Linked DNA regions of Mus musculus: all the other regions are linked to region 3. Evidence: chromatin loops called from intact Hi-C (ENCODE). Cell type or tissue: heart. All regions are shown on one strand.

Region 1 (8,000 bases), 130 kb before region 3:
CTGTTCTAATTTATAGTCCCCGCCCCGCTGTGACCTAGGTCTGAGACGGTGTAGTCTCTGGCTTGTTCTTACCCACTGAAGGATATAGAGCACCAGGCCCTTGTTTCTGGTCAACCTCCTCTGAGTGAGCCACATGAATAGCTCTTTAGAGACTCAGTCTTTGAAAGGATTGTAACCTTTCCCAACCAGTGTTGATTGTTGTGATCATCTGTAACTTGCTCTCCAACCTCAAGGCTCGACAGTCCTTGACCTTCTAAGACGAGAGGTGCTGTTCTGTTGTCACATCTGTCCTTTTTCACATCACTGGGGTCAGGGAACTTATTTGTCCTTTATATATGTGGGAAGGGCATGTTTTCTACAACTCTTTCTTGGTAGCCGTGGCCTTTAAACCGTTATGATCACAATTTTCAAAGTGAACCCCTTTATTCCCAACCAGATTAAGTATATGCTTCACCTATTGGCCTTCCCTTCCTTGTTTTTGAAATATTTTATGTCTTATGCTATAGTCTACTGTTTAGAGTTAGTGTTATATATTTAATTGAGCTGGGAGTATTTTACAGAGTGGTGTAGACATTTTTTTGTTTTTTTGCCCCCAAGTTAAACATGTAGTGTCATATACCTGCCCAGGAGTGTTCTCCAAATGTGGAATGCCACTGTTAGTGACTGGGTCTTGAGTCTCAGGAGAGGCCTCCCTCCCCTTCCTGGAGACCCTGTTTCAGGGCCTGTCTCTGCCTGTGCAATTGTTATGTCAGAGTCCAGGCCTGTACTTGCTGCATGCTCTCACATGCAATGGTAGACTGTCTGCTCTGGGTTTCCAGAGTTCTGCTCTATACCAGAGGCTTTTTGAAGGGGTTGTGGGGGTAGGGGTAAGGATGAAAAAGACGGTCAGGGAAGTAGCTTTGAAAGGTTGATGCAGAGGGGAGAAGTCAGGCAAAGGAGTGAGATTTACACTAAAAACTTCCCCCTGATCTCCACTGTGCATTTTCGTATTAGAAATACTTTCTATTAAAATATGCAAACATAGTTGAACTATTTTCACTGTAAAGACGGCATGAAAGTAAAAATATGTAAGTTCATGTTATATACCCACCCGGAGCTCCCAAACCTTCCTCTTAATTCCCGAATAAAGAGCAAATGTGGTCTAACAGTTTCTCTTAATTAAAATAGATTCTGAAATATTCATTAGAAAGCAATACCGACTCTCACGACAGCGAATGGCTACGCCAGGAAACTAGAGACCCTGGGAAAGTCTCCTTTGTCTGCTTTCTTCTGGGGGAGTAATATATCCGTCTTTGCTTTGTCTGCTCTTGTAAGACACATCTACACTGCAAACTTATTTTATTCTTGTAACTGTAATTCCAAATAGATCTGTAAGAAAAAGCAGAGAAATGTAGGGAGAACTGCAGATCAGCAGGCCTGAGGACACTGGGTCCCTCCATTCAGTGTCCTTGGGCAGGCTGCCTAAGTTTGCCTAAGCCTTTAGTTCTCTGGCTTCCTCACTGGTCACAAGAAGGCGCAGCACTGGTGTTGCACTTGGGATGTTCACTCAGGAATTCAATAAGCGGAGGCTTGCAGAGTGTTCGGCAGAGCACCCTCTCCACCGAGCTCAGCAATATTTCTGTGCATTGAAATGTGTCAGTCAAAAGGTAGTTTGTCCTCTTTGCTCCCAGGGGTACAACAACCTCGGTCTAGCTGTGTGCCTGCCTCTGTGTGTGTGTGTGTGTTGCTAGGGCCTAAAAATAACTTGATGACTGTTACCTAATTTAAGTAGCATACAGTTGTGCCAAGTAATTGCAAAAACATGTTAGGTCAAGGGGCTGAGTAATTTGGGCATACCCTAGAATTATTCATTTGTAGGGGAGCTTAGGAAAATGGGATGATAAATCTGTCCAGCTAATGTCCTGGATAGGATAACAAAAGTCTAAAACTTTTCAACTTTGTCTTCTCTGGCCTCGCTTCGGATTTATTTTTGGAAGGAGGATTGTAGTCTGACTATAAAAGGGTAGGTGGAAGGAGGAGGGGTGTGGGCTGCTGCAACCCTGAGTGCCAGAGAGGAGCTGGAGTGTGAGGGAAGAAGAGGAGCTGATGCTTGCTCATTTGAGTGGGTCCTGAATGCTCCCCCCGAAGGACTACAGGCTTGCCTGCCCTCCTTCCTTCATTGCAATCCAAGTGAAAGACAAAGGGACTTGAGCCCGCCCCTTTCCCATCCCTATTCTTACCCCTCTGCTCCTCATAGGTAGCTTTTCCATGACACTACAGTGCATATAGCCCCTATGGCTTTGAGATGCTTCGCTGCTTAAACAGAGGGGAAGGGCAAATTGGTCTGAACCCAGGACTCTGGATCATTACCAGGTCAGATCTATGAGCCAAACTGGGTTGAAATGAACTGGGATCAGCCAGCTGGGTTGTCAAAGATGAGTTCAGGAAACTCTTGACAGTGTGGTGGGTAGTAGTCACGGATTGCAAACCGAGAAACTGACAGGAAAGCAGTCCTCCTCGTTACATTTCTAAAGCACATTTCTCCAGGAGGCATGAGTCGGGAGAAGGGTGACTGGGTGTTTCCCCGCTTAGTCTGTTTGTGCCAACCCATCAGGTGGTCTGATGAGATCACGAGGGCAGAAGAGGTTCCTGGGCGGAGGCCTCTGTAGCAGGCCGTGTTTCTCTATATCTTGTTGGCTGTGATCAGCAGTTATCTCCATTCTCCAAGATTCCTGGAGAGCAGTTTGAGTGTAAATTAGGGCCACACGACAGTGCTTAGGCAACTTTATCCACTTTGGTACCAAATAACTAACTACACACTTAACGATATTCTGTTTGTTTTGAGATGGGGGTGACTGTGGAGTTCAGGCCAGCCTGGAACTTGTAACGGTCATCTTTCCTCTGCTGCCAAATTATGGCCAAGTGCTACTACGTCCAGCTTAAGGATAGAAATTCTGATCCTCAGAGCGGTCTTCTAATCAATTCTGGAAGGCTGTTGATTCTATGCTGTCACTAGTGGATGATTGACACTCTCTGGTGCCCAGGTTCCTTCCCCTGCCCCGCCCCCCCCCCACCCCCCCACCAAAAGATTTTGATTCATTTGGTCTAAGGTACAACCTGCACACATGCCAAGATTTTGAAAAGCTCCCCAAATGATTCTCCTGCACAGTGAAATTGGAAAACCATTGATCTAGTTCGAGCTCGTTATGCAGTTATGGAAATGAGGCCTGGAGAGGTTTATGACTAATCCAAGGTCACACGCGTGATTAATTTCAGAGCCTTGGTCCTTTGTGCTAAAATAGGTCTTGTTAGGGCTATAGACTGATGTATGTGTGGTACATTATTACCTCAGAGCCTCCCATGTATAGTGTAAGACATGAAATAAAATAATACACGTAGTCATTTTGAATACTAGTACCTTTTTGGTTTTCAGGTTTCTATTCAGAACAACAACAATAAAATAGACTTAAGTCAAAGGATTTTGGAAAGCCGTCCCTGATGGTCGAGATTTTACCTAGGTCCTGGAATATGGGCCAACTATTAGCATCGATTTAATCCCATTTTCTTAGGAACCTAATATTTTAAGGGAGAGCTAAAAAGTAATGCCAAGGTACATCCAAATAAAGGGTTGGGGAAGGGCTATCTACATGGAAAGTACTTGCTCTGCAGGTGCAAGAGCCTGGGCTTGATCCCCAGAGCCACGAGCTAAAAAAAAAAGACAGTTCAGCATCTCAGATGCTAACAGCTCGTTGGCAGGTAGCATCATGGAGTACAAACTGGTGGGTAGAGAGGTTAGACCATAGGTCGCATCACTGCTAATAGTCCCGTCTGTGTGTGGTGTGTGAAGCACTGTGTGAGTCTGGAGACTGTGTTCTGTCAGTGTTTGGTGAGCTTGTGCTTTCTTCATCCCCCACCCCCACCCCCACCCCCACCCCCAGCTTGTTTAGAGAATGGCTTATCTTCAGGAGATGTTATTCTGCTAAGTATCTTTGTGCCATTTTTCTCTGCTTTCTTTTTCAAGAATGTTTCTAGTTTTCTCGACGTTCACTAAGGGCCTACAGAATTTCTTTCCAGGGCTGCAGTAGGCAAAGGAACGATGTATCATTTTGAATGGAAAGGGAAATATCACATGTTCTTTCTGCTTCTGCAGTTGTGGCAGACAGGGCCCCCCTGTGTAGCAGAGTGGAACTTTGTCATTTGAGCCTCAACTGTTTGGACATCTTTCTGATAGGAACAAGACCTGTGTTTAATTTCACCTCGTGTCCCTTGTGAGGAAATGGGCAAAATGGGCACACGAAGTAAACAGACCACTCAAACGGTGCTTCAGAGACTAGGTTTGGGCCTGTTTTGTTTTATCTTTTAATTTTTTAAAAAAAATTTATATTTTAAGGACCATTCTGAGGTATGAGGCTAGGATGAAAACAGTTCTCATTGGTTCCAAAGCCTTTGCTCTTTCCCCTATAGGATGAAATTTCTCTGTATGAGTTTCTTTGTGCTGTTGCTGTGAGAAGATGCTCCAGCCAGAAGCCAGGAAGGGTTTCTTGGTACTCACAGTTTAAAGGGAAGATGTGGTGGCCAGTGCGTGAGGCAGCGGGTTCCATGGTGTCTGCAGCCAGGAAGCAGAGAGAGATGCTTGCTTTCTCGCTTTTCTCCTGGGGCCCAGCCCCACAGGAACGGCGATACCCACATTGCATCTTTTCAACTTAACCGAGTCAAGTAATCCTTCACTCGCATGCCTGGACACTTTTATTTCCTTTTGATTTTAGGTCCCTTCATAACCCCTCTTTGGTAAATTTCCATTGGCTACATTTACCATATACCATATGTGCTATGTGATCTTACTAATTGAGAAAAATTAAAGAGGTGAACAAACAATGAATGGCCATTTATTTTCAAAGCCTCTTGTTGATGGCTGAGCCCCTGCCTTAAAACAAACTTTTATTGTAAAGTAAATGAAGGCACATTTTGCATTCAGCTTGCTAGTGCTTTCTAATCATGAAGGGTTTTTGTTTTTGTTTTCTGTAGATGTTTTCATCCAGAACTCAAGAACAAAATCTCCATGTTATGTTTGTTTTCGGAATATATCTATGTCAGATATCATTACTTAACAGTTAGCAAATCTGTATTCCCCTTTCACCGGCAAGACCCGTATTTTATGTAGCTTAAAGAAAAGGAAGGGTGATTTGTCCTTGCATAGGAAATCCGCTGTGCCTGCTTGAAACTTACACAGGAGAGAAAGGCAGTGCCCTCTCAAGTCTTTGCTACCCTTCCCACTGCTGTGCTGAAATTCCCAGTGGAAAGCAGGCTAAGGGAAGAAGGTTTTATTCTGGCTTAGGGTTTGATGGGGAAAGCCCATCATGTTGAGCAAGGCCATGAGGATGCTTACTCTTGTCTGGGCTCACCAGACTTTCTCCCTCTTTAACTTGGAGTGGACCTCCAGCCTAGGAGGCAGGACCCTTACAACTTTTTGCAGCATTCTTATAGACACATCAGAGGTATGACTCCTACTGAGTTTCAATCCAGTCAAGTTGACCAGATGAGAGACCCTACCATAGGTCTGTCTCTTGTCAGCTGGGCATCCAAACACATCCCTAGCAAACCATCAGTCCATGTTCTGCCCTGGTAAAGTAAAAGTGCCTTTACAAAGAGAAAGTTGGTGTAGATTCAATACATTATCTGACTTCTTTAATGTTTTATTTTTGACAAAAGCCGCCTCACAGCCCCACCCCAGTCTTGAATTTCATGGAAAAACAAACCGAGTCCAGCTGTTCTTTGTGTTTCCAGAAAGGCTTTGCTTCTTGTCTTACCCAGGGAGTAGAATCCCACTGGGTATCTGCTGCCCACTCCTAATATCAAGTATGTAGAAGAAACACACCTGATCCAGGGATGGTGTCAGGCCCATGTGACTTTACCTTGTGTCTGAAGTAAGCACTGTGAGGGGTAGGACACTGCTGCCCAGATCAATACCTTCTATTTTATTCATTCCATGGAAGGAATCATTTCACACCCTTTGAATCATGGCCCTGAGCTCCACTACCAACCACTGCACTAAATAGTACCAGATGTTGCTACTGGAAAGAGAGAAGAAGAAAAAAAAAATCAGATGGGAGGAGGGGCCAGGAGGTGTGGGGGCGAGGGGGGTGGCAGGAGGGAGGCAGCAGGAGGAGCGCAGTCGTAACCTGGGGATCAGGTGACAGCTGCAGACTCCACCCTCAGGCAAGGGTTCAGTTCCAGACTGCTTTCACTGGTTCCCTCTTGAAACCGAGAGCAGACTTCATGGAGGACAGTGACTGAAGAAAAACGGACCATTTTCTTGGGTTTTGTACTTCCATGCTTATAAAGAAATCACTTTTTTTTTAATGCTAAGATTTTGAAAAGAGTGAGTCATACGATTCTCTCAATGTGATATTTTAATGCACCATTCCAGTCGTTGACTTCAGGAAAAAAAAAAAAAAAAAAAAGAGCAGGAAAGCCCAGGGGTGGGATGTGTGCTTGTTGAAGGAGCACCTGGCCCAGTAGCGGAGGACCCAGAAGATGGGCAGACATAAAAACTGATCTTTTGATTTCAAGTCTAAGCACCTTTCAGGCTGATCACATTGCTATTTAAAGATGGGCCTTGGGTCTCCTTGATGAGTGCATTGTCCTGGAGGTGCATCCCATTAAATACAACTTCCCTTCCCCCAAGTCCTTGGCTGTCTTCAAGTGAAAATTCCATTGGTTTTTAAGAAGAGTGTCCTGCTCTGTCCTTAAAGCTGACTTTGCAAGTGATCTTAACCCCGGGTTGTGTCTCAGACTCTGGAAACTTTAACGTATGTATAATGTGTCAGAAGTTTTGGGTTTTCTGACTGTTTTGTTTTTAGTTTAATTCAATTAGAGAAACCTTTGAAAATGGTGATGTTATTTCTGGTATTTAGGAAGCATTTCCGTACTGTCAGTGTCTTGTGTCATCAGAATACCGGTGGCTTAGAATCAGAGATTCAGGCCTTTGGCCTGGTACACGGTGAACCCGGGCATCTTATGATGGAGCTTGTTGTTAGTATATATTTAAATGTCTGGAACCTTAATAGTAGAGAGGTAGAGGTGTTATGTATTAATCTATCCCACTCTCCGTAGTGGGAGCTAGATGCAGGAGAAGAAAGGCAGGTGTAAATCTAGGAAGAGTGAGTCAGCAGAAGATGTGCTTGGTCCCGGTGACTCCATCCATGAGTGCTCACATCTCTGGCTTTTGCAGTCTAGTTAGTGGGGATTGGGATGTTAATTACACATTTCCCATCCTTCCTGGCTGTCTCGTAGGCCTTCGTTTTGCTTTGAGAAATGGAATCCTCTGAGACAAGCCCACAGACCCACCATCGGTCTGTTGCCTGGTTGCTGGGTTTTGACCTCTCCTTTCCTGTTCTGTCTGGCCTGAGATACTGCGAGGGGTTGGAGGGGGTAGGTAGTTAAGTGACCTCAGGAGCCTGTTATAGGGAGTAGCATGCTCTTAGGCAGGATCAGGTACCCAGTTTCACCTATTGGAAATTCGGAAACTCAAAAGCCTAAGGTATCGCCTCACCCCAAACATCTCAGGTCCCTCTCCTCCCTTCTCTCCCCTTCACTCTCCCTCCCCCACTCCAAGTCTTCTTTTTTCCATTCTCTGTCTTTTTGACAGGGTTTCATGTGGCCCAGGCTGGCCTTGAATTCAGTTACTGAGGATGTCCTTGTGTTTCGACGACGTCCTGTCTACCGAGGCCCCAGTCATGCACCACCACACCACACCCTCCTGGGCTGTTTGGTGAATCTGTGATTCTGCCTTGCCTTATAACATACTCGTCCTTCCTATTATAAATAGACTTTTTCTCTTAGAGGAAGTGGACGTTGGTCACTCGGAGACAAGATTCCAGGGCGGATTGATGACTTGGAATTTTGATCTTGTCATTTCAACACTTGGACAAGGGAACTTTGCTGTGCCTCAGTTCCCCCAGCTGTGAGAATGGAGATAATGACGATGTTCACGTGGGGTGGGGGCAAGGGATGGGGCCAAG
Region 2 (8,000 bases), 140 kb before region 3:
CCAGAATGGTGTCATCCAGCAAAAATGGAGTAAATAAATCATCTTAGGCGCTCTCCTAGTCACATGTGAACTAAAAGATGAGTGAAATTGATTTTAATGACATGCTATGAAACCTAGTATATCAAAAAACATAAGCAACACAGACATAATATCCTTTATGTGTTTCACAGGTTTTCAAAATCCAATGTGTGTTCTAGACTTGATGTGTCTTGGTTCCAACCAATCACATTTCAGGTGTTCAAAGTCACATGTAAATGGCCACCATTCTACACTACAAATGTTTGCTCCTTACAGGTAGTAGTGAAGATAAACACTCCTGCCTCTAGGGCTACAACTTACTCCTAATGACAGAGTGCAAGATCTGACGACTAATTCAGTCTCAGCAGTTAAAAACAGAACTTCACTTCCCAGAGTTCTTGAGTCTGAGGAGACAGATTAAGGCCTCTGGTGAGGGCCTAGCCTCTGCTTCCAAGATGCACTGTCACCGTGTAACTGGGAAGAAATGAACACGACATATACACAGGGCAGAGAGGACACAATAATTCCCTTCCCAGTTCCATCTGCAAAGGCCCTGCCCTCATGGCATTACCACCTCAGACAAGTGTCTATCCCTTAATACTATCACACTGAGGACTGAAGTTCAACATGCGAGTGGACCTTCGTGGCCTCTTTCTCCAGGGGCTGCTCCTAGCCCAGGTCTAGGCTGGCGAGGGTTGTGAAGTATTTCCCAGGCGTACTCCTGGGACTTCATCTCCTACTTCCTCCTTTCTATTCCCCAGTGCCTTCCCTATTTGCTGATTGAATGCCACCTTACCTGGGGATTTAACTTTGCCAAACTCCCTTTCCCTAACCGAATCCGGGAATCTATCTTGGCCTTCAGGGCTATTGAAGACCTCACCATTCTGCCACCAAGCACCTGACTTAACCTCTTGAACATGCCCTGTATCAGTCTGTTTTCTGTCTCTGATCTTGGCCACAATTAGCTTTGTCCTTCAGCTCTAACACACAGCACAAGGATCTGGTAGAAACTCTATGCTCCTTTCAGTAGCAACAAAGTCACAGACCAGCATAAGTGCACTACGTGGCCCAAGGGCAGTAAAGAGGCTTTACTCTTTCTCTGGGACAAAAACTAAACAGCAAGGTGTTCCTGGGTATCCGATTGTGTTCATGGCCCTTTGCTGACTGACTGATCCCATACATTTAAACTTAAGGGCTAAGTTTTAGAAAGTATTTTTACATTATGACTCCAAATTAGTAATTGAAATCACCTCCCTTGGCACAAAAGCATCCTGGAGTAGTGAGTGGAAAAACCTACCTGGAATCTGACTTCTTTGAGTATAGCTACTCAAACTGCTGCCTAATTTAAAAAGCCTCCGGATCTTTAGCATATGTTAATGGCTGGTAATTACCATGCATATGTTAATGACATGGAAATTACTCAATGCTTCGGGTTTGATTGATGAGTAATTTTGTCAGTTTTCCCAATTTTTCAGCCTGGATGACAGACTTTTAGTTAACAGAATTACTATAACTTATTAGTCTGAAACTATAATAATCATCTCATTAAATGAGTTACATTTCTTTCTCACATTGCCGGCATCAGGCTTTGTGAATCACAATTTACAGGTTGTCAGTACCTTTAGACAGAGGCTCCTCCAGCCTAAAGCAAACACAACCTTCCCAAAGCCTTCGGTCAATAGAGAACCTCGCTCTACTATACCCCAACCACTTCCACAAGCATCTTTTCATCTTTTTCGGAGCAAGGACGGGAGTTTGCTGTTTACAAATGTACACAGTGATGAACACAGCAAATGTGGCTGGACAGACAAGCATCAGACCTAATACCTAGAACTCAAACCGTAAATGGGAACCCCAGCAGTAAATATTCAGGGATATAGATAACCTACAAAAGTGCTCTGGGAAATTCTTTTCTGGGTTCCACGGAAAATGCGCACAGCCTACCTCCTCCACTAGCCTGATCCTGCTAATCCTCAAAGATCTAAGGACCAAAGGGTGCGACCTGGACACTCGTGTGCAGACATTCGGGTGTGGGTGCTGTGTATTTGGGTGTGTAGACAGAATGGGGCTAAAGAAAATCCTTTTCCAACCCCAGTGTGCACTTGTGTAGAAGTGCTCAACTCAAGGGAGATCATGCTGAATCGACAGAGCTAGTCAGCGAAGGTGATGATGGTTGGACACCTTATGATCCTAGATCAACAGCAATGGTGAATGTCTGGGGCCTAAAGCAAACGCCTCCCATCATTAAGGACATCTGAACCTGCCACGGAGCTGATAATGTTTTATTCCACTTCAATTACTTCACATTTTGGTCTTCCTCTCTGAGGGGGTAGGGAGGTATAAAAAGCTCTATTGCTTTAGGATTCTTTAACGCAACTTCATCACAGTTCATCTGGGCTTTTCCACTCCTTTGAATTCCAGGGTCATTCTTCTGTACCTTCCCTGATATTTTTCTGGCAAGGCGCTAGCAGGCTTGCTCAGCTTCCCACTTCTCTTCACCGGTGACATACCCCGACCAGTAGTGACCCCTCTGATGGACAAAGTTCGGGGAATCGGGAGAGCTGGCGTGGGCCCTTCCATGCTCCTCAAGCGCCGCTCATTCTGGCTGTTCAACCCGAGCTCTGGCTCCTTCCCGCCGGCGCTTGCTGTTCCAGGCTGGCGCTCCTTGGCTCGCCGAGGGCCCTGCGCCACTGAGGGCCGGGGGCGGCCCAGCACCGGGGGGCGGATGGACTGCGGGCTCCAAAACATCGCACAGGGGGAGGTGGCCGCGGGAGAAGCGGGGACCGCGTTGGGAGGAGGTCGGTGCCTGGGCTGCGGGGCTTGTGGGGCGTTCGGAGGGCCCGGCCACGCCCAGCTCTGCGGGACGGCGCCCACGCTGCCCTTCAACACCGGCCCCCAGTGGCTGCTCTCACAGAGCCAGGCGTCCTCCTCCGAGTAGCTCTCCGGAGTGCCGCCTTCGGGATCGGAGTCGGGCTCCTGAGAACAGGTTGGGGACGGCGGAGGAGTGACAGGGTCACGGAAGTAGGGGAACAAGAGCACGGCGCGCAGCCGCCGCGCGGGAGAGCAGTAGGGCAGCCGGAGGGGCAGCGACATCTGCGGGCCGGGCCAAGCGGGGCTGCGGGGAGGCCGGCCCTGTGCACGCTCACGTCCCGCGCGGCGCAGCCACAGCCATGGAGGGACCCGGCTTCGAGTCGTCTCCGGCCTGGGGAAAGTTGGATGGACACTCCACCTGGAGTCAAAAGGCGGAATGGAGACCCCGCGAGGCTGATGTCCTCAACAGGGGGCGGGGGAGGGTCAGAAGAACCAGTTTCAGCCGGAGCGACCAGAGCAAGCCATTGACACTTCAGTCCCAGGAAGGGTTAACCGCGTCCTGCTGCCTAGGTTTACATGTAAATAGAGAGCCGCTGCTCCAAGCGGGCCCGGGCTAGCACTTTTAAGTTTTTGATTGGTTGCCAATGACATCACCACCCGCGCGTTCTAACACACCAAACCCACTAGCGGGTCCGAGCCGGCCTCCCTCCCAAGGCGAGGCCTCGCCCCTTTCTCCGCCCTCCTCGGCTTCTTATTGGTCAGAGACCACTGTGATGTAGCGGGCGGCAGCCTCTGGGTCTTCATTGGCGTATCGCGCCGTCGCTCGGAGGCAACCCCGCCCCCTCCAAAGCTTACATTTACGCTGTAGCAAAAGAGAAAGTAACTCTGTGTTGCTGCTGGGGATCAATGAAGCTGAGTGAATGGGGGCGCACTGCGCGAGCGCATAGCTGGAGCGGGCGCCAGATGGTAGAGGGCTACGCTTATTGATGAAGTAAGTGGAAGACATCACGGGTCACTCAGAGCCGGAGGGTGGAGGGTTCCGTGTGTGTGTGTGTGTGTATGTGTGTGTGTGTGTGTGTGTGTGTGTGTGTGTGTGTGTGAGTGAGAGAGAGAGAGACAGAGACAGAGAGACAGAGAGAGAGAGAGACAGAGACAGTGTCAGAGAGACAGAGACGGACCTACGTCAGGTAAGGAAGATCCTAAGGTTTAGTCTTTTGGCTCTGCTTGCCCTGGGATGAAGAGGGGAAATGAGTTTTGGTTTGGTTAAGATGCTTTATGGCAGTTTTCAAAGCCCAAGGCTTTGCTCATGATGCTCAGTGGTGGCACGGAATAGGGATGCTACGTGCCCCAGGAGTGGGGAAGGAGCATTCTTTAAGCACTTGGTTTTTCTTCAGTCCCTGTTAGTGGTGGAAGGAAGATTAGCGAGAAAGGGGGTAGGGGGTTCGTGCTATTTTTGTGGGAGGTTTCCCGGGCCAGACTGGCTTTGGAGCTATCTGCTGCAAGGATGCAGATCTCAGTGCGCTCTGTGCCCGTGTGTGAGCAGCAGCACAGTGAAGAGGTACCGGTCCCAGCCTGTGTCTCTGGAAAGTCGTTCCCGGGTTCTCCTCCTAGGGAATAGGCTACTAATCCTGGATGTCCCCTTACCAGGTAGCAAAATAGCAAAGACTTTGACTGCATTCATGTTCCAGCTGGGACACAGTTAACAGTTTTTGGAATAGTACTCGCTCTGAAAAAAAAAATACTACGCAAGGGAGAGGGAAGGAGGGAGGGAGGGGAGGGGAGGGGAGGGAGGGAGGGAGGCAGGCAGAAGGTTTGATCCTTTGCTCCCAACCAAAGGTGGGTGAGAGAAACCCGAGTCAGTGGGGATATGCCTACACGGGTGGGGACGTGCTCCTGGGTGCGCGTGTGTGGATTTTGCTGGTGACACTTTGGCTCGGTCTCAGAGAACAGTTACGGTCATGAATAGACCGATGATCCTTGATGTTTTTCCAGTCAGCTCTTAAAGTTCGTTTAGATGAGTGGCTCTTGCTTGGGGTTTGATTTCTCTAGTAGAGGAGTCAGAATTGCTATGTTATAGGGTGGCCTTGTGCCTACCGGGAGGAGGAAAGTGATCCATTGCAGGCACCCTTGGAGGAGGCAAAGGCAGCCCCCGTGGGCTCTAGGTCTGAGCTTCCCAATTAGCCTAACTGTGGTAAAGGGACGAGTGAGGTTGCCCTCTTGGAATCCACACTGTTTCCAAGAAGAATATCAGTATAGGGTTGAAACATTTTTTACAAAGTTGCCACTCCAGTGGAGATGCAAAGTCTGTCTGTATGACCAGATGAAACACATGCTCTTTTTTGCTTAGGGGCACAGCATAGAGAAGTGTAAGGATGAGTGGGGTCACAGAGGAACGGGCCATGGGTCAGCCTGGGGTGGGGTTCCTAGATCTGACTCCTTGGAAACTTGGTTTCTGGATAGTTATTCGTAGTGTAAGTGTGTGTGTGTGTGTGTGTGTGTGTGTGTGTGTGTGGTAATGGCTTGATTTGATTTGGAAGAGTCTAATGTGAGCTCTGAATAGGATGACGTTGAGCTTTTCAAAGGACCCACCAGAATGGAAAGGAAGATTAGCTCCTAGCCATGGAGGCTGACTTAGGGAGACACATTCCTTCTGATATGCAGAAGGTTAACATCCAGCCCCCATGTAAATATAGCTAGCTGCCAAGCATCTCCGTGCATCTCTGTGAGCTCCAACAGTGCTCTTGCTTGTCTCTTTGCCTTGGCTCTGGGGAAAGAAATGAAATACAGTACATGCCAGGGTGGACAGATGCATCCATCACAGGTGAAATAGACTTCTCTGCACAGGAGAGGAGGCTCAGAATAAATCTAAGAGCCTCCCTGTCTGCCTTCACTGTTTTTCAGGCCTCTGTGCCTTTACCTCCACTAAGGCTGAACTTGGATGCATGTCTCTAACATTATGTGACAGGAGGTCTCTTACCGTTTCTAATGTCAAGTCTAATTTTAACCTTTGACTTAGCATCAGAATGGATGGGGCCCCTCAGGTATGCATCCTCTCTGAACAGATCAAAGTGAATTTTAGCCTTTGATAGTATCACAACCTAGGGCACCTAGAAGGACTTTGACTTTGCTCAGAGATATGCAGAGGTCTTCCCCCGGGGATTGGATGAGACTGGCTTTGTTTTCATGTGACTTTATTTTTTTCTTTCTTCCCCTTCTTTCCAGACTCTTGACTTCTTGAATTGCCAGTTTTCAGCCTCCTCATGCCTCCATCTCCTTTAGACGACAGGGTAGTAGTGGCACTATCTAGGCCTGTCCGACCTCAGGATCTCAACCTTTGTTTAGACTCAAGCTACCTTGGCTCTGCCAGCCCAGGTAGTGGTAGCCACGCTCCTGTCCTTGCCACCGCCGTTGTGACCCTCAAGGCTGCGAATCTGACGTATATGCCCTCATCCAGCGGCTCTGCCCGCTCCCTGAATTGCGGATGCAGCAGCACTAGCTGCTGCACTGTGGCAACCTACGACAAGGATCATCAGGCCCAGACTCAAGCCATTGCTGCAGGCACTGCCACCACCGCCATAGGAACCTCGACCACCTGCCCTGCTAACCAGATGGTCAACAACAATGAAAACACAGGCTCTGTGTTAAGTCCATCGGGTGGGGTGGGCAGCCCTGTGTCAGGGACTCCCAAGCAGCTAGCCAGCATCAAGATCATCTACCCCAATGACCTGGCAAAGAAGATGACCAAATGCAGCAAGAGTCACCTGCCCAGCCAGGGTCCCGTCATCATCGATTGCAGGCCTTTCATGGAGTACAACAAGAGTCACATCCAAGGAGCTGTCCACATTAACTGTGCCGATAAGATCAGCCGGCGAAGGCTGCAGCAGGGCAAGATCACTGTCTTAGACTTGATTTCCTGTAGGGAAGGCAAAGACTCTTTCAAGAGGATCTTTTCCAAAGAAATTATAGTTTATGATGAGAATACCAATGAGCCGAGCCGTGTGACACCATCCCAGCCACTTCACATAGTCCTCGAGTCCCTGAAGAGAGAAGGCAAAGAACCCCTGGTATTGAAAGGTAATGACTCTCCCTTCCCTCCCCACCCCCACCCCCCACATTCCTTCCTCAAATAATGTCCTGATCAGCTAGGTTTCCCTATGAGATTCTCTTACAAGTGGCAGCCTTCTTCTAACCCCAAGGCACCATGAACCAAAATAAAATAGCCTGTCTTCTTGTCTCTACTTCGAACTTTTTCTTACTCTCTTGGTACATTAAGAAAGTCCAAGTAGCAATGAATTGATATAAGATCTGAGTCCCAGCTTTGATCTGGCTGCCACTTTGGGTTGCCTATGACATTTTACTTGAGATGGTTTGCAAAAGGCACTTTGTACAACCAAGATGGTATCTCAAGCCATGCCTTCTCTGGTAGCTCTGTTTCAGTCCTCGAGTGGGTTGGAACTTTTTTGATCTCTCAAGGCCTGACAAATGTCGATGGATCAGAGGAAGCTGCGTCTACAGGTGCCAGTACTTTGTGGGAGAAACTCTTGCTGTTTCTCACCTGATTGTCTTGATGTTCTTATTGCTTCTAGTCATCTTCAACAAAGGCATGCATCTTTATCTTAAAGCCTCATTGAAAGTGTGAATTCTCCAAATGCATCCATTCCTCTGAGGAAGCTGCAGGGGATAGAGATGTGAACCGCCTACAACCATCCTTCCTGGTATCACCTGACAAGAGTTAGCTTCTGTCTCTTCCCTAGAAGGAGTCATACATCATTTTCCCCTAGTGTAGAATAACTGATGACTGGACACCCCCCCCCCCCCAAAAAAAGGAATAGATGACCCAGTCTTCTCTGAGCTTCTAACATACAGTGTTGTCCTGACCATGGGCACAGTCCACTTGCTCATCTTTGTCCTTTTGGGCTTTGAGCATTACTCTTCTGATAATATCTACCTAGTCATGATGGAGAGTGATAACTATCTTCGTTTCGAATTTTGAGCCATTGTGTGCATGGTGGGTGGGGTGGGGTGGGGTGGGGTGGGGTGGGGTGGGAGGGGGTGGGGTGTCCCAACCCCAGCACTAAAGAGTGGTTGATTATCAGTGGTGCTGAGTTCCTTTGAACACTTTTCCCATTTAACGGGACCGACTGCTTAGGGAAGCAATCTAGGATTTGTCT
Region 3 (8,000 bases):
AATCACTGGGATATGAACAGAGTTGTCTTAAGGACTTTCCATGGTGGCTCAGCTTTAGTATACAGCCCATAAAAATCCAAATATTCTAAGAACAAAAGCACAACAGAAAAAAGTTAGGAAAAAGTGCTGTACCATGGCATTCCCTTCTCATTAAACTCCAGAAATATAAACTCTCCATCATTTGGGGAATCAGAGGGAGATAATGGTCCAATCTCAGCAAACAGTGCTATTAAAAACACAAACAACCGAACTCAGTGTGCCTTTTAGTTTCCCCTGTGACTCCAATTAAGATCACATCAATTAAGTGAACTTATCATTTTGTATCATGGAGCATTTGAAAATTGCATCAAATTTGAGTTGGCATTTTCTTCCTTCCATGATAAGAAATGCATCTAATTGCACCACCCTGATTGCATATCTAGTTCTTAGGCAGCTGCACAAACACCGTGAGCAATATAGGAAAAAAAAAAAAAAACCACAACAACAGGAGAAATGTACAGAGGCTACCACCAACAGAAACATTTCTAAGACAGAATATCCCATGGGTCATCAATTCTGATTGAGATGACTCAGCCATATAGATCCGGAGGGGCGGGCATGCAGGAGATAATGTGAAGATTATGAGCCCCTTCCTGGCACATAGCAAGTCCTTATTTAGAGCTTTTGTTCCTAGAACCTTAAATGAACTTCCCTAGTGACAACTCTGGACGGCTGAGACAACTCTCACTCTCAGCAAGATGGATAGATTTATCCCATGCTGGACCATCTAGCACAGCTGTCTCTGGGATGGGATCAAGACAGGTGATGGGCAGCTGTCTGTTCATCATCCTTGGGAAAGTGGTCTAATATCTGTTGGTACCACCCTTCTGCAAACCTCACAGAGTACCTGGGTGATTTCTGAAGTAGACTAACACAACTTCTCCATGTGGGTAAATTGCACAGGATAACCGAGGTTCCCCTTTGGGCCCACGTGTTCACAGCTAAGAGCTTGGACTATGTGGTCAAGGCTAATAAAATTCTGGCCCTGGCTCAGACTATGTTTCACAAGCTTGAGGAAGCTCCCTCATGTCTCTATGCTTTGCAGTAGCCGAGAGTGAACAATGGTAAAACGTGGGCTTAGTATGCATAAGGCTCTGGGTCTATTCCAAGCTCCCTAAAACAAATGACATGGAAAAAAAAATCATTCTCGCTGCTCTGTGGGGATGATGTGAGAGGGAAATGCAGGCTGCTCTTTCAGCACATTAGAAGCACATTAACTCTCAGTAAATAATAGCTGCTGTTCTGACTGTTTTCCCTGTGTACCTCTTGCAGCTTTCAGATTGACTTGTACACAATCCATGTGCGAAGGGATCTCAAAAACCAGCTGGTACCCAGATTACAATCTCCTCCTTTCCCTAATAATGCTTTCAAGAGAAGTGCTAGACTCAGAGATGTAAGTATCAATGGTCCTTGTGTGTCTGTGTGTCTGTATGTCTCTGTGTGTGTGTGTGTGTGTGTCTGTGTGTGTGTCTGTGTGTACATGTATGTGTGGGGTGCTCTCACCCTCTTTCTTCTGCTATGCCTTGCTTCCTATAAAAGAGGAAAGAATGTGAGCAAAGGAAAAGGCACAAAGGAGGGCTGAACCTTAACTGGTTGGGTGAAGAGTTGATTTGCTGGTAAGGCCAAGTTGCTTTGCAGTCTTCTACATACTATAGTATTTGTGCAATGCCATTTTACAAAGTGCTATAAGTTTGTTTGTTGACATTGTTTATTATATATGTTTCTAATGATGTATGCACTGAGAGTATGAACTTGACTCTTGAACATGCAAGCCTTCTCTTCTCACCACCTCGGCTCTTCTCTCTTTGTTCATCTTCCTTCCCTCCCTCCCTCCCTGACCCCTGTCTCCCTGCTTTCCTCTCTTCCTCCCTTCTGTCTTCCTTCCTTCTCCTGTCACTTGCTGTCCTTCTCTTTCTCCAGTCCTCCTCTTTCTCACCTTTTTTTTCTAACCTTAAAACAATAATATAAATCAGATTTGGCAGCAGCAGCTTAAAAAAAACTTTCACAGTGACAATGGAGGCATTCTAGTTGTTAAACTTTCAGCAGCCAGGCGTTGTGGTGCACACCTTTAATCCCAGCACTCGGTAGGCAGAGGCAGGTGGATTTCTAAGTTCGAGGCTAGCCTGGTCTACAAAGTGAGTTCCAGGACAGCCAGGGCTACACAGAGAAACCCTGTCTCTAAAAACCAAACCAAACCAAACCAAACCAAAATGAAACAAAACAAAACCAAAAAAAAAAAAAAATTAAGCAACACCTAAGTTTGAGGGGTGAAGGTTCCAGGAATCTCTCTAGCCTTCTCTGCTCCTCCTCTGTCTAGCCTGTACCTGTCAGGTTTGCACATCATTTTAAATCTTCCATGTGTACTGCACATAAATGCGTGTATGGTTATGCATTCATTGCATGGTTGTCAACTTTTATTTTAAATAACAAACTGGAAAACCTTTTTCCTTCCTGGAAAGCAGTTGTAAGTACTGCCACGAGAAGTCAGAGTTTGAGTCTGAGCTGCTGGGCAAGAGCATGCAGCATGGGTGTCCTTGTCTGAAGGCCACGGGTCACAGTGATCTTCATATAGCCCTAGCCCCAACCCAGGTGACCTCATGTGCCCACAAGTACAGTAACAGCACAGGCAGGCCGGTGGTAGCTGCTGGCTGAGCCTGCTGCTGACAGGTGCAAGGGCCATGTATCACATGAGTCCACTAAAAATAGGTCTGAGAAAAGGAAGGGTCCCAAGCCCAGCTTATAATAGATGCTCACCTTGTGAACACTCACTGTCAGCAACAGAATTTCAACACAGTAACTCCCATGCCCACACTGACAGCTGTGTTAAGCTCCTTGAAGAATCAGTTAGTTTTGGTCAGAATAATAAATTTGCACTATCTCAAAGAGTGTTAATATGGAGTTTTTTTTTCCAAAGGGGGGAAGGAGAGGGGACAGACCCATCTGGCTGGAGGAGAGCTGTCTTTTTCAGTAGTCCCAGGCGAGTGTCTCCTGTCAGCCTTTGTTACGTGTGACCTTGTGATTATTTGGGAAACTCCTAGAAACATTAGGATTTCAGTCTGTCCTTGAGAAAATAAAACATTGTCCCCTTCCTGGGTTCCATTTTCATGATGAAAGAGGAACACTCTTCTGCAGGAGTTGATTTATCAGAATGAATTTCAAAACCAGAGTCATTAAACGAATTTTTTTTTTTCATTTCCTACCCAGGCTGGAATGAGTCGCTCACATTGATGTAATCAGAGAATCCAGGAGCAGGGAGCAGTCGATGGAGCTGGGACTGTCCTGTCCCCAAGGATGGTGGCAGCTTGAGAAAGTTCTACTGTGCTCTGTCCTAGTGTGCGGGGGCAGGCCTTACACAGTGGGAGCCTATAAGTGGTGCTATCCCTTGGACACATTCCAAATCATTTCCCCGCTTTGATAACCCAGTTTGGAACTGGCACACTGCTAAGACGGCTTTTTTTTTTTTTTTTTTTTTTTTTTGCTAAAGACCCAAGAGGATCAGGCAGTCTGATGCCTGGCTATCATTTGGAATTACAGACGATAGAATGTCAATATCAAAATAGTGTCACCTTAATCATTCCAAGAGACTTCTGCCCAAGAGACTTCTGCTTTAGTCTTTAGGCTAGTTATTTTTCTACAAAAGGGTCTGCTTGTTTTGGGGGAGGGGGTGGTGTTCATCTATTTCTGCATCTTGGAATGTGTGTTTGTGTGTGTGTGTTCAGGTGCATGTGTAAGCACGTTCATTCAGAGAACAGAGGATAACCTTGGGCGTTATTACTCAGATAGCTGCCTATCTTATTTTGGTTTTTTTTGCTTTTTTTGTTTTTTGTTTTTTGTTTTTACATGAAATCTCTCATCAATTAGGCAAGGCTGGCTGGGCAGCAGGCCCGAGGAGTCTACTGTCTCCACCTCCCCAGCTCCATGATTACAAGTGTATGTGCACCACCACTCTTGGCATATGGAAGTGGGCTGTAGGGACTAATCTCGAATATCTGTGCCTTTGACAAAACTCTGCAGCTGGGAATTTGATTATTTTCTTCTTAAAGGTAGGATGTTGTCATGGTACCCAGGCTTGCCTGGAATACAGGCTCAAGGGATCCTCCTTCAGTAGCCTGATGAAACTGGGATGATGGCAGGGATTATCAGAGCACAGGATACTTTTTGTAAGACTGGTTTGCCTAAAGGACAAGGGATCATAACAATTAAACATGAACTATTTGTATAGGAGTAGAAGACACCGGAATCACGTAAGAGCGACAAATTTTAGGCCACAGTGTAAATTATCCATGAAAACTTGCTCAATAATTCAGATCCACTTTTGAACTCTACTTCATTGTAATTCTGCATTTCAATTTGTTACTTACATTGTCTTGTAGTTTTTTTCTTAGTTATATAATTTTATGCTTCACCCTCCCTCCACAAATTGGATGTATAAGTCTCTTAACAGAAGTCACTACAAATTCTGCCTTGGATACTTCTGTGGGGTCTTTAGTAGATTTTTCTGGTTATGTTGGCCAATGTTGACTTCATATGTTGAATGTAGGCACATGCACTCTCTTCTCACCTCAGCAGGACCCTTCTCACACTCTGGTGGCCTCTGTGTCACACATGCCCTTCCCACAGGGAGGCAGAGCTGGCAGGCAGAGCCCTGGGAGCTATCTCTACTTCATACTGTCTCTGACCTGTGCCTCCAGACTTTCCACTCTACCTTCCAAGTCACAGTCAGTTCCTGCAGAGGGGAATCCCCCTTGCTGAATGCCAGTGGACCTGGGTGCACATTTCTGGGTGCCACATTCACTACACAACCATCTGCACACAGCACACAGGTGCTGGGAACATCTGGGATGCCTGTGGATCAAACCTGCTGGATCGTGTGCCCAATCTCGCTCATGTGCCCCCCTCATGGGGACACAACAGTGAACTAGAGCTATTTTTTACTAATAGACTGTCAAGAGGTCTACGCATATAGATCACAAGTACCCTGCTCTCTGTTCTTGCCAATACATTTGTAGAGTGATTGGAATGGAAGCAAGAGCCAAATAAAGGTTGGGGGAGGGGAAGAGACAAATGCCATGGTGTAGGTCAGGAGCTGGGACTATTTCTGAAACAAGTAACAGCTCTGGGCGTCCTCAGAATACTCTCTGTGGGTCTCATGCCTCTGTCTGCCTCTGTGGCACGGAAGAGGACAGCTACTTTTAATAACTTCTTTAGAAAACACGGGAGATAGCTCAAAGGATACTCAACTGTACAAAAAGACGTTAAAACAATTACAGAAAAACATGTATCTAACACGCAGGGGAACTGGTTTGAGGATGAGAACATTGGTTATCCATTGCATTTTTGTGATTTTTGGAATGTTATAGGAAATTGCATTTGTATCATGGCATTGAATCAAAATAAGCTTGAACTACAGAAAGATTGCTCTTGTTTTATATAAACTGAAGCATAGAAAGGAGAAGTTGCCGCTTGGGGCTACAGAGAACGCTCACAGCAGGGACAGTCAGCCCCAGCAGAGGAAGTGGTGCCGCTTTTCCTGAGATGTTTTGTTCTGTGAAAGTTTGAATGTATTTTTAATTGAATCAGAATTCGTTATTTCTCATTAAAACCTTTTTTTTCTTTGTTGGTGAAGTACTTGCCACACAGCATGAGGACCTGTGTTTCATCCTCACAACGTTGCCACATAAAAGTCCCCGAGGATGGGGAGGCATGGGGTGGCCTGCTTGTAACCTGTAGGAGTGGATAGACCCTTTCCCACTGGTCACCTTCTTCTAGCCTGCTTGTCGAGCTTCCCATCAGTGAGACCTGATCTCAAAATGGAGGTGGATGGTGCCTGAGGGAATGAGTCCAGAGGTTGTTCTCTGTTCTCTACATGCTTGGATAGCTTCACATACAGGGAAGCACACACACACACAGAGACACAGACACACAGACACACACAGACACACAGACACAGACACACACGCACAGACACACACACACAGACACACACACAGACACACACAGACACACACACAGACACAGACACACAGACACACACACAGACACATACACACACAGATACACACACACACACACACACAGACATTTATTCACAGATTGTTTTTCTCCTATGAGTGAATGGAAAAATGCAGTGTCTCTTCCTCTCCCTATCCCTGATGGTTAAGTCAGCTTGTGACGAGTTTCAAAATAGGGAAGAAAGTCTCATTAGCACAAGTGCACAATGTACTGTGTGTGTGTGTGTGTGTGTGTGTGTGTGTGTGTGTGTGTGTGTGTGTGCAGGAGAGGACCAGAGGAAGATGTTGGTGTCCTGCTCTTGGCTGTGGTTCTCAAAACACTTTACTGAAGTCAGGTATATGTAGTGTGGCCTGTATCATGCCACAGAAATCTGGGACTTTGTTAGTTGCTGTGGTATATCTTAATCTAACTGATTAAGGATAATGAAAATGAATTTTACATTTCCAGAGCATGCTAGAATCAAAAGTTTTTGTTTGATAAAACCTTCATGAATATTCCTTTGCATGAAGGAAGGAGAAGGCCAGGTTCCCCAACCCTCTCTCTGCTCCAAGTTCCTTCAGCCCTGTATTCTTTAATGCACATTTAGTTCTTGTGAATTCTGGGTATGATCCTGTAAGACATTACTAGATGTTCTCAATGATCATGTTGTCCCGTTGATAACATGCTTAGAACCACAGTAACGGAGACTGTTCTATAGTCCCTAAACAAGTTTCTTTTCAACAGCTAGCAGTTAATGAAATGTGTCTTTGAGCCACCTCAGTATTTTCCTGGAGTGTGCATCCGAATGCCCCTTCCCTCCTCCAGTGCCACGGAGAACTCATGCTTTCTGCTTTTCATGTAATTCTTCTGAATAATTTAAGCAGGCCTGTTTCTCTGAAGTAGTTTCTCCTGTTGAACTCCCTTCAGCTCGTTCCTCCTGTGAGATTATTTCAACATCCTTCATCAACCGTTCTCATCAGGAAAGGTTCAGTCTCTGTACTGTTTAAAAGGAGGCATCCGGAAGTGCAGATAATATGATTGGAAATGTGTCTTAAGTCATGTGAAATAAAATAACATCATGTGCTGTGCATCCTGTCCACTTAACCATAAATTTAACAAAATGGTAAATTGATCAACTTTATCGCTGTTCCTTTTCTTCTTCTTTTCTTTTGTTACCATGTTAGCTGTAACTCTGCTGTGCCATCCATCAGCCATGACTGTGTGCTATTTCTGAAGTGACCACTGTCCCCATAAAGAAGCTCCAATGGAGGGATCCTGGAGTTCATCCACTGGACATTTGCACTTGCTGCTGGCTGCACTGTGAGGTTGTACTGCTCAGTCCAGCACTCGCAGCCACCTACGGTTTCTTTGCCCCATTCATTATAGGTCCACTCCTAGTCTGTCACTGTAACCTGCCACCGTGTGCTCTCGTGGCACAAAGCAACAGAGGATGAGTTTGCTTTGGAAATGGCATCTCTGCTTCTACATGTGTGCAGTGTGTTGCTGACAATCACTAACATGCTTGCACTCAGCCCAGAAATTCTGTGCTATCATCTATCCGACACATGTCCTGTTTGTCATATATTCTCAGAGGAGACAGACTGAGACTTGGCAGTCCTATTTATATAGAACCTCGGAGCACCCTGAGGTGGCATTTGCTACAATCCTCAGATGTAAGTGGCTGGGCCAGCTTACTTTTTTTTTCATTTACTCTAGTGAATATTTGTTCGATTCATCTTTATCTGAGAAAGTCACTCGCTCTCCTGTTAGAAAAGGTAGGTGTGAATTGAGAGCTTGAGATTTGGCATTTATAATAATGAATAATGAAGCAAGTGAATTAAAGGCATGTCCCCTTTCTAGAGGCTCGTGAGTTTCATGCAGTTTTGTTATATTTTTGTTTTTGTTAGCACCTCTGTTCACTTTTTTCCCTCCCCCAATGTCTCCCCTCTGTCCACTTGCTTCCTGCCAAT

Evidence for each region. A loop is a pair of places that touch in the nucleus more often than their neighbours do. Peaks named below come from ENCODE experiments on the same cell type or tissue, not always from the same donor. Only the 100,000 strongest peaks of a DNase experiment are listed, where the experiment ranks them.
Region 1: it touches region 3 in a loop (3-fold over the local background); 7 of 42 quality-filtered maps call a loop at or near these places.
Region 2: a loop joins it to region 3, with 2.7 times the contacts of the local background. A loop is called at or near these places in 8 of 42 quality-filtered maps.

The regions. Positions count from the first base shown.
Region 1 is chr1:184,040,363-184,048,362 of GRCm38, forward strand. The region is part of intron 2 of Dusp10 (dual specificity phosphatase 10); the gene reads left to right. Among named protein-coding and RNA genes, the nearest start is that of Dusp10, 10 kb to the left of the region's middle. RefSeq lists an enhancer at 908-2,400. In heart, a CTCF peak has its summit at 4,147; DNase peaks (open chromatin) are centred at 1,589 and 2,049; H3K4me3 peaks cover 431 bases; H3K27ac peaks cover 2,943 bases.
Region 2 is chr1:184,030,750-184,038,749 of GRCm38, forward strand. It overlaps 1700056E22Rik (RIKEN cDNA 1700056E22 gene), which reads right to left and starts at 3,249. Exons shown (of 1, transcript NM_028516.1): 1 at 2,283-3,249. The coding sequence starts at 3,111. The coding sequence ends at 2,407. It overlaps Dusp10 (dual specificity phosphatase 10), which reads left to right and starts at 3,632. Exons shown (of 4, transcript NM_022019.6): 1 at 3,632-3,820; 2 at 6,052-6,903. The coding sequence starts at 6,090. In heart, a CTCF peak has its summit at 3,115 (motif pointing left); DNase peaks (open chromatin) are centred at 3,002, 3,562 and 6,342; H3K4me3 peaks cover 3,800 bases; H3K27ac peaks cover 3,639 bases.
Region 3 is chr1:184,168,416-184,176,415 of GRCm38, forward strand. No RefSeq gene overlaps it. Among named protein-coding and RNA genes, the nearest start is that of Dusp10, 140 kb to the left of the region's middle. In heart, a CTCF peak has its summit at 4,631; DNase peaks (open chromatin) are centred at 2,666 and 4,766; H3K27ac peaks cover 4,226 bases.